Regions from separate parts of the Homo sapiens genome. Here region 2 is linked to region 1. A link is a loop called in an ENCODE intact Hi-C map of the cell type or tissue named here. Cell type or tissue: HepG2. All regions are shown on one strand. Links, peaks and the distances in the headings refer to the core of each region. The heading gives the core; the rest is flanking DNA. Region 1 overlaps GMDS-DT (GMDS divergent transcript). Region 2 overlaps GMDS-DT (GMDS divergent transcript).

Region 1 (5,385 bases), core at 120-5,119:
TGCCATGTTGGTGCATTATACAATAAAGCCAGGCATCAAACGTGCATAGTCACATGGTCACAATGAAAGTTATGTTCCTAGGCCAGGCGCGGTGGCTCATGCCTGTAATCCCAGCACTTTGGGAGGCTGAGGCGGGTGGATCACCTGAGGTTGGGAGTTCGAGACCACCTTGACCAACATGGAAAAACCCCATCTCTACTAAAAATACAAAATTAGCCAGGTGTGGTGGCGCATGCCTGTAACCCCAGCTACTCGGGAGGCTGAGGCAGGAGAATGGCTTGAACCCGGGAGGCAGAGGTTGCAGTGAGCCGAGATCGTGCTATTGCCCTCCAGCCTGGGCAACAAGAGTGAAACTCTGTCTCAAAAAAAAAAAAAGAAAACAAAAAAAAAAAAAAACAAGAAAGTGTGTACCATGCCATGGGCATGCATTGTCCATTATCTCTGATAGCTCAGAGTTCATCACAACCGAGTATGCTGGGCTAGAAAGGGCTTTCCTTCCTGAAAAGAGATGGGCAAAGACAAACTTCGCTTTCTGGTTGTGGGGGTTGTTCTGTAGGTATGATGCCTGGAGTTATACCGAATATCCTATGACTATGAAGGGAAAGTCAAAAATTGTACAAAAGCAACTCAGAATCCTGACATAATTGAGCTGCGATAGTAACCAACCCTGAAACTTCTTACCTTTAGATTTCTATGTGAGACAGTACATTCCTTATTTTTTAAATCACCTTAACTGGATTTTCTGTTCCTTGCAACTCAATACATTTTTTGTTTTAGCCAACTCATCTAAACTAATTTTGATCAATTTATTTTTATTGCTACATCTCTCTAGACCACTAAGTAGTGAAGAAGAAAGGAGCCTGGAGCCACAGTAGAAGAACTTTAATGGCCACTAAGAACATACAATCATCTGGCACCCTGCCAGGGAAATTTGGGGCCTTTGGAGCTTAATGCTTGGAAAACCACACCCTTAATTTTCCTTCCTTATTCCAAGTGGACTGAGAGAACAAGCTTATGTTTTGTTCCTTAGAATTTTTTTTTTTTTTTTTTTTTTTTTACCCATCTGACCCTTAAACATTGCTATGGTTTGAAAGTGATGCCTCCAAAATTCATGCAACAGAATTGGGAGGTGTGGACTAACGGGATGTCTGTAAGTCATGAGGGCTTTGCCCTCATGAATGGATTAATGCTGCTATGAAAAGGGCTTGTGGAAGTGGGCTTTCTCTCTCTCGCTCTCTCTTCTACTCTTCTGCCATGTGAGGACACAGTGTTCCCCCTTGCTGGAGAATGCAGCAATGATGCACCATCTTGGAACCAGAGACTAAATATGCTGGCACCTTAATCTTGGACTTCCCAGTGTCCAGAACTATGAGAAATAAGTTTCTGTTCTTTAACATTTCCTAGTCTGTGGTATTCTGTTATAGCAGCACACACACACACACACACACACACACACACACACACACAAAGACTGATAATCATTCTTCCCTTTTCTAACCCTAGCTTAATGTGGAAAAACCAAGTTTATATTTTAGGGGATTTATCCATACTTACCCAAAACCTTGTGTCATCTCCATCTGTTCCACTGGTTATTACCAAACTGAGAATTAGTCAATTGACCTTTTGTGCAGGAGTGTATTAGTCTCCTAGGACTGCTATAACAAAATACTACAAACTTGATGACTTCAAACAAATTTATTCTCTCACACTCTGGAGGCTAGAAATCTGAAATTAAGGTGTCAACAGGCCCACATCCGCTCTGCAGGCTCTAGGGAAGGATCGTGTCTGCCTCTTCCTAGCTTCTGGTGGTTGCCAGCATTCCTTGGCCTTCCTTGGCTTATAGACACGTTGCTTCCTTCTTTGCCTCTGTAGTTACGTGATGTTCTCCCTGTGTGTGTCTGTGTTAAAAATTTCCCTCTTTTAATAGGGACAACAGTTGAGTTGGGTCAGGGCCACCCTACGCCACTCTGACTTCATCTTCGCTTGATCACATCTGTAAAGACCCTTTTTCCAAATAAGGTCACATTAGTACATACCAGAGGTTAGGACCTAAACACCTTTTTGGGGAACTCAATTCAACCCACAGCAGTCAAGTCTATTAAAGGACTGATGTAGTAATGAACATCATCCTCAGTAGCAAGAGTCTAATAAACTGTGTTGGCAAAAGACAAGAGCCTAAGGGCAATTCTGAGAAGGTTGGATGAGGAGGAAGGAGAACGTAAAAAGAAGCTGATAAAGTTTTCTGAGGAAATGGATTTCTCTTGGGTTGTCAGGAAAATCATATGGGGAGAATAAAGTCTTTTCTTCATTGAGCACTTATAAGTTGGTAGCCTAGATGAAACACTTCATGTATTGTTTCAGTATTCCTCACAGCCTACAAGGTAGGAAGTTATCTCCATTTTTTTTTAGATAAGAAGTTGGAACACAGGGAAGTTACAGTCAATTGCTTAGAGGTTATTTAGTAAATAAATGGCAAAGCCAGGAATGAAAGCCCTCTCTGTCTCATAGCAAAGTCCATGCTCTTTCCGTTTGTGAAACTAATCCTGCACTAAGTGAACAAATAATTATCCCATATGTAATCTATGCCAGGTACAGGACCCAGGGGTGTGTCAGGATATATGCTGCCAAGCTGCCTTGGACAAAGGTGATCACAGTTTACATTTCCACTTACAGTGTAGGAAAGTGCCTGATTCCACAGACCATTCCCAGCACTGAATATTCAACTCGGAATCGTTTAAAACCAGATGTTTAAAAAGTGGTATCTTGTTTTAATTTGCGTGTTCTTGATGATTAGTGAAGTTGTGCATCTCTTCAAATGCTTAACCATTTCTATTTCCTTTTCTCTGAATTGTCTTGTCATATATTTTGTGCATTTTCTGTGCGGTTGTTTATCATGTAGATTTGTTGAAGCTTTTTGTATATGATAGATATCAACACCGTGTCATTTTATATGTTACAAATACATCCTCCCATTAAGTTGCTTTTCATTTTGCTTTGTTTCTAGGAACTTACTTAGAAAGATATTCCCCACAGCAAGATGATAACACTGTCCTTCTATTTTCTTCTGTATATGGTTTGTTTGTTTGTTTGAAGAGATGGGGCCCCACTCTGCCCCAGGCTTTAGAGGTGTGATCCTAGCTCACCACAGCCTACAACTTCTGTGCTCAAGCGGGGAACCCTCCCACCTCAGCCTCCCGAGTAGCTGGGACTACTGGCATGTGCCACCATGCCCGGCTGATTTTTATTTATTTATTTATTTATTTTTTGTAGAGATTTTTTTGCCACTGTTTTGCCCAGGCTTGTCTCAAACTCCTGACCTCAAGCGATCCTCCTGCCTCTTGGCCTCCCGAAGTGTTGTATTATAGGTGTAAGCCACTACTCACCCCTGTGTATGTATTTTTATGTAAAATGTAATAAAATGTTTTTTCTCAACTGGACAGTCATTGATCAATGATCTCAAAGCTATCTGTTGATTAGTCCATCCTCCCCCCACTAATTTGATATTTTGTCTTTCTTGTATCTTGAATTGGAATTTACATATAGATATTTTACTAGAAGCTCATTTGTTTAACTGCCTTAATTTTCAAACCTTTCAGTGTCAAGCTTTTTCAGTATAATAGCTTAATCATTTCCACTTTATGATTCTTCATTTTTAAAATTTATGTTCTATTCTTTTTTTTTTTTTTTTTGAGACGAAGTCTTGCTCTGTCACCCAGGCTGGATTGCAGTGGTGTGATCTCGGATCACTGCAACTTCCACCTCCCAGGTTCAAGTAGTTCTCCTATCTCAGCCTCCCAAGTAGCTGTGATTACAGGCACATGCCACCACACCCAGCTAATTTTTTTGTATTTTTAGTAGAGACGGGGTTTCACCATGTTGGCCAGGCTGGTTTCAAACTCCTGACCTCAAGTGATCCACCTGTCTCAGCCTTCCAAAGTGCTGGGATTACAGGCGTAATCCACCATGCCCAGCTATGTTCTATTCTTAACACATTTTCTCTTCCTAGAAAATATCAGAATTATCTTATCAAATTCTTTCCACTAGGATTTTTTCTTTGCAGTGGGACTAATATTATATTTACAGATTCATATAAAATACTTACATTTTATATTAATATGTACAGAATTATTTCCTACCAATTTATTTAAGACTTAAAGTTTTAAAGTTTTGTCACTTAGCTCTAATGTTTTTCTTATTACATTTCAACCAAGGTTTTATAATTTATGTTGCAATTGTGAGTGGGAATCTATTTTTCCTGATATTTCCTTTTATAGTTATTGCTGAAAAAATAAGAAACTAAAATATAGAAACCATTATTTCTGTTATCTTGATTTTTTTTTTCACACTACTGGATTTCACCATAATCAATTCTTTTTGTCTTCCTGAAAGTCCTCTCTTTTCTAAGCTAGTTCTACCTCTCTTGGCTTTCTAGTGCTTTTATGGACATTAAACATTATATATATTTAATTATATAAAGATTATATGTATTTTAAAATAGACTTTATGTTTTATAGCAGTTTTAGATTTATAGCAAAATTGAACAGAAAATACAGAGAGTTCCCATATCCCCCTTCTGTCACACACCCACAACCTTCTCCACTATCGACATCTCCCACCAAAGTAGTACATTTGTTATAATCAATGAACCTACACTGACACATTATTATTACCCAAACTCCACAGTTTATATTAGGGCTTAACAAGTGTTGTACATCGTATGGGTATGGACAAATGTATAATGGCATGTAATTACCGTTATATAATAGTATCATACAGGTTAGTTCCACTGCCCTCTGTGCTCTGCCTATTCATCCCTCTCTCCTTGCAACCCCTGACAGCCACTGATCTTTTTACTGTCTTCATAGTTTTGCCTTTTCCAAAGGTCACGTTGTTGGAATCATACTGTATATGGCCTTTTCAGATTGGTTTCTTTCACTTACTAATATGCATTTAAGGTTCCTCCATATCTTTTCTTGGCATGATAGATTATTTCTTTTTATCACTGAATAATATTCCATTGTCTGGATCTACCAGAGTTTGCTTAGTCATTCACCCACTGAAGGATGTCTTGGTCGCTTCCAAGTGTGGGAAATTAGTAATCATGCCATTACAAACATCTTTGTGCAAGTTTTTTTGTGGACAAGTTTTTAACACATTTGGGTAAATAGTAAGGTGTGTGATTGCTGTATTATGTGGTAAGAGTATGTTTAGTTTTGTAAGAAACTGCCGAACTATCTTCCAAAGTGTCTGGACCATTTTGCATCCCCACCATCAATGAATGAAAATTCCTACTGTTCCACATCTTTGTCAGCATCAGGTGTTCTGGATTTTGGCCGTTCTAATAGATGTGTAGTTTTATCTTAGTGTCATTTTAATTTACAATTC
Region 2 (5,385 bases), core at 235-5,234, 63 kb after region 1:
GGTGCAAAACTGTGGATGATGATGCAGGATATTTTCATGACCCCTTTGTTGGATTAATGGCAGGGTGTCTCGTTTACTTAGCCTACCCCATTCAACCCCTTGTGGGAGGGAGCCTGTGAGCAAACGGGCACAGGAACTGACTGGCTTCTGTGGTGCCAGCAAAAGCAAATTCCACTTGCTTGGGTCTGCTGTGCTTCACCCCTCATGGGAGGACGCATGCAGGTGAGCAAGTGCAGAAACCAGCTGCTTTAGTGCCAGCAGGAGTGAACTCTGTGCAGGCCCCATGGCAGCATCTAGCTGGAGGTGGCTGCGACCCCAAGGCCCCAGAGGGCGTGTTACAATGCTCTCTTAGCTCCATTGTCTGAAGACAGCAGTGTGTTATCAGCTCAGTGGGCCCTTTGCCTCATTTTGTGGGGTGGCTGCCCTCCACCAGCAAGGGCAAAGGGCCAGTGTGACAGCCTTTTTGGGTACCTGCACCTGGTGAGTCCCAAATTCTTATCTGGTGCCCAAGAGGAATAAGGTCCCGCAGACGAATTGAAGGATGGTGAATGTGGAGCATTTTATTGAGTAATGAAAGTGGCTCTCAGAGGAGAGGGGAGCTGGAAAGAGGATGGGAAGGGCAGGTCGCTGTCCCCTGAAGTCAAGCTGCCTCTCTACCTCTCTCTTCCAAAGTTAAGTTGCCTCATCCAGCCACCATCTCTGAAGTCGAAGTTGCCTCTCCCCAGTGTCCAGCTGCTTCTTCTGATGTCCAGCCACTTCTTCTCTCTGTCAGCTGAGTATGGGTTCTTTATAGGCACAGGATGGGATCAAGGGGGCTGTAGGTAGTTTTGGAAAAGGCAACATTCAATTGGTAAAAAGACATTACTCAGAACCAATCAGGAGAGAGTGGGCTAACAGAAATGGAAGTTCTCACTTTGGGCCGTGGGTTTCAGGCTTTTTGTCTCGAAGGTGGGGTTTTGCCAGAGACCTACCCCATTTGTCTAGAATTTCTGTGCCTTCTGTTGCTAACACTGTTTTTACCACCAGGCCATATAGTTGCATTTACTGCTAACCCCAATTATGCTAGATGGAGTGAAGTACAACCCACTTCTATCAGGCCCTTAGGAATTCTAGCATAAGATTTCTTAGGAATTATACCTACTTCCAGCACTTGTAGTCGTAGCCCTGGTCCTGTGACCACTGCATCAGGTAGGGAGATAAAAGTTGAGGTAATACATGGAGAAAAGGAAAAAAGTAGGATCATTATACCAGCATATTCCCCCCTTGGCAAGAATCGCATAGTCATACCTGCATACTCTCCAATCCCTCTTCCTCAGATGCACCAGAAAAATGGAGAATTTTAGATCCTTTAGTTCCACTAGTGTTGAGTGTGAGCACACAGTCATGAAGGTGTGTAATCCAATCTTTATGCTTTTAAATAGTGGTTTTAAATCAATGTTTTAATTGCCTGTTCTACTTCCCTATCAAACCATTACTCTAAGGAGAATATCTCTCTGCCTATTGCTGGACATTACAGGCTGTACAGTGTGTTCCTTAGTCTGAAGAAATGATATTGGCCAATAAATCCATGCAATATCTTATTTTCTGGTTTATATCTATATCTCCTTTTTCCCAGATATGAACCACAATTCTTAAGGTTACTGGTAAATACAATTAGCGTATTACATAATTGTTTATTTCCTTTAACCCACACAACATGCAATAGTTTCAGAATAACAGTACTAAATGCAACCAACAATATGATTACTGAAAATAGTTTTGATCTTTTTGTTTTTCATCTCTTTTGTGCTGCAATGATATCACTGTGTTTTAAACTCACTTGGAATAGTTAGCCTCTATGTTTATGCCTCCAACTAAGTATACAATTAAGTTAATTTGTTATGTTTTATTCTCAATTTGTAGATGTCTTTTAAAAAATTATCTTTTGTTTTACAATAAGGTAGGAAATTCACATGGCTCCAAAGTCAAACATACCAAGCAGTTTGTAGTAAGCACAATCACATCTCCCTAACGATGTTTACCTCCTAAACCAGATGTGTGGTGCAAGAAAAGGGTCCAATTTCATTCTTTTGCACGTGGATATTTGGTTATCCCAACACCACTTATTGAAGAGACTCTCTTTTCTTCATTTTGTCTTCTTGGTGCTCTTGTCAAAAATTTGTTGAATGTATATAGATGGTTAATTTTGGGCTCTCTATTCGGTTCCATTGGTCTGTTTCACAGTATCATACTGTTTTGATTAATGTAGCTTTACATGTTTTGAAGTCAGAAAGTGTAAGGCCTCCAGCTTTGTTGTTTCTCAAGATTGCTTTGTCTATTTGGGTTCAGCTATTGTTTGTCTAAATTTTATGGTTCCATATACATTTTAGGATTCTTTTTCTACTTCTGCCAAAAAATGTGACTGGTATTTTTATAAGGATTACTTTGAATCTGTAGGTCACTTTGGGTAATGTGGACATCTTAACAATGTTAAGTACATTCCATGTACATATGGTGTCTTTTCATTTATTTATGCCTTCTTTAATTTTTTTAATCAATAGTCTATAGTTTTCAGGGCATAAGTCTTCACCTCCTTGTTTGAACTTATTCTTTAGTATTTTACTCTTTTGAATGCCATTGTAAATGAGATTGTTTTCTTAATTTATGTTTGCTTTGATTTTTTGTAGTGTATAGAAATGTGACTGATTTTTGTATCTTAATCCCACAACTTGGATTTAGGTAGTTTTATCCTGAAACTTTGCTGAGTTAATTTTTCAATTCTAACAGTTTTTGTGTGGCATTGTTTTGGTTTTCTACTTATAACATTATGACATCTGTGAACAAAGATAATGTGACTTCTTCCTTTCAGATTTGGATGACTTTTATTTTTTATCTTGCCTAATTGCTCTAGCTACGACTTCTAGAACTATGTTGAATAAAAGTAGTGACAGTAGGTATCCTTGCCTTTTACCTGATCTTGAGAAAAAGCTTTTAGCTTTTAGCTATCGAGTATGATATTAGCTATGGACTTTTCATTTCCTTTGTTATTGGAAAGTAATTTCCTTCTATTCCTAGTTTGTTGAGTGTTTTTGTCATGAAAGAGTGTTGAACATTCTCAAATGCTCTTTCTGCATCTATGGAAATCACCATGTCATTTTTATTCTTTGTTATGTTAATGTGGTATGTCATTATGATTGATTTTTGTATGTTGAACTGTCCTTTCATTCCAGGAAAAATTTCACTTTGCTATGGTATATAGTGCCATTAATGTACTGCTAAATTTGGTTTGCTAGGTGACAATTTTTGCATCTCTATTCAGATTGGTCTTGAATTTTTTTTCTTGTAGCCTCTTTGTCTGCCTTTGGTATCGGGGAAATGTTGGCTTCATAAAATGAGTTTGAAAATATTCCCTTCTCTTCACTTTTTTTGGAAGAGTTTAAGAAGGATTTGGCATTAATTATTTAAATTTTGATGGAATTAACTAGTGAAGCTATCTGGTCATGGGCTCTTCATTGTTGGGAGGTGTTTGATTGTGATTCTATCATTTTACTAGTTTTAGGTCTGTTCAGATTTTCTATTTATCATGGTTCGGACTTGGTAGGTTGTATGTTTCTAGGAATTTATTCGTTTATTCTAGGTTACCGATGTGTTGATGTATAATTGTTCATACTAGTGTTCTGTAATACTTTTTATTTCTGTGTTATCTTTTTTAATGTTTCCTCTTTCATTTCTGATTTTATTTGAGTCTTCTGCATTTTTCCTTTTTTTCTTTTTCTTTTTCTTTTTTTTTTTTTTTTTTTTTTTTTGAGACGGAGTCTCACTTTGTCACCCAGGCTGGAGTGCAGTGGTGTGATCTTGGCTCACTGGAACTTCCATCTCCAGGGTTCAAGTGATTCTCCTGCCTCAGCCTCCCAAATAGCTGGGATTACAGCTGCACACTACCATGCCTGACTAATTTTGTATTTTTAGTAGAGATGAGGTTTCGCCATGTTGGTCAGGCTGGTCTCAAACTCCTGACCTCAGGTGATCCACCCACCTCGGCCTCCCAAAGTGCAGGGATTACAAGTGTCAGCCACCATGCCTGGCCCCTGGATTTTTTCTTAATATAACTAAAGGTTTGTCAATTTTATTGATCTCTTCAAGAAAGAATCTTTACATTTATTTTTTTTTTTTTTACTGTTTTTCTATTCTCTATTTCATTTATTTCTGCTCTAATCTTATTGTTTTTTTCCTTCTGTAACTTTGGACTTAGTTTGTTCTTTTTCTAGTTCCTTGAGGTTAGATTACTAATTTGAGATATATGTATATTTTTATACATAAAGTTTACACTATAAACTTTCTTCTTAGTACTGCTTTTACTGCATCCCATGAGTTTTGGTATATTGTGTTTCTATTTTCATTTGTCTCAAGATATTTCCTAATTTACCTTCTGATTTCTTTTGGACCCACAGGTAGTTCAAGAGTGTGTTGTTTAATTTCTAAATATTTGTGAATTTTGCAGTTTTTCTATTGTTACTGCTTTCTAGTTTTATCACATTGTGGCCAGAAAAGATACTTGGTATGATTTCAATCATCATAAATTTGCTAAGATTTATTTTTTAACCTAACATATGTTTTATCCTGGATGATGTTTTATGTGCACTTGAGAAAAATGTATATTCTATACCAGCTGGATGGATAATACAGTACATGTTTCTTAGGTTCATTTGGTCTGTAGGTGATATCATTTGGAGTTGTGTCCCTGCCAAAATCTCATGTTGAATTGTAATTCCAATGTTGGATGAGGGGGCCTAATGGGAGGTGACTGGATCATAGGGGCAGAATTCCCCCTTGCTGTTCTTGTGATAGTGGGTGAGTTCTCACTAGATTTGGTTGTTTAAAAGTGTATAGCACCTCCCCCTACTTTCTCTTCTTCCTGTTCCAGCCATTAAGATGTGCCTCCTTTCTTTTCACCTTCTGCCATGATTGTAAGTTTCCTGAGGCCTCCCCAGCCATGCTTTATGTACAGCCTGTGGAACTGTGAGTCAGTTAAACCCCTTTTCTTTATAAATTACCCAGTCTCAGGCATTTTTTATAGCAATGTGAGAATGGACTAATGCAGAAAATTGGTACCAAGAGTGGGGTATTGCTATAAAGGTACCTGAAAATGTGGAAGCAGTTTCAGAACTGGGTAAAGGGCAGAGACTGGAACAGTTTGGATGGCTTAGAAGAAGACAGGAAGATGAGGGAAAGTTTGAAACTTTCTAGAGACTTGTTAAATTGTTGTGACCAAAATGCTGTTGGTGATATGGTTAACGAGGTCCAGGCTGAGGAGGTCTCAGATGGAGATGAGGAACTTATTGGGAACTGGAGCAAAGGTCAATTGTTAATCATTAGCAAAGAGGTTGGAGGCATTGTGCTCCTGCA

What was found. Peaks named below come from ENCODE experiments on the same cell type or tissue, not always from the same donor. Only the 100,000 strongest peaks of a DNase experiment are listed, where the experiment ranks them.
Region 2: it touches region 1 in a loop (4-fold over the local background); 1 of 110 quality-filtered maps calls a loop at or near these places.

The regions. Positions count from the first base shown.
Region 1 is chr6:2,256,644-2,262,028 of GRCh38, forward strand. All of the region lies in intron 2 of GMDS-DT (GMDS divergent transcript), which reads left to right. Among named protein-coding and RNA genes, the nearest start is that of GMDS-DT, 14 kb to the left of the region's middle. In HepG2, for the core only: no CTCF peak of the experiment used is centred there; a DNase peak (open chromatin) is centred at 2,538; H3K4me3 peaks cover 503 bases.
Region 2 is chr6:2,319,235-2,324,619 of GRCh38, forward strand. The region is part of intron 3 of GMDS-DT (GMDS divergent transcript); the gene reads left to right. Among named protein-coding and RNA genes, the nearest start is that of GMDS-DT, 76 kb to the left of the region's middle. In HepG2, for the core only: no CTCF peak of the experiment used is centred there; no DNase peak of the experiment used is centred there.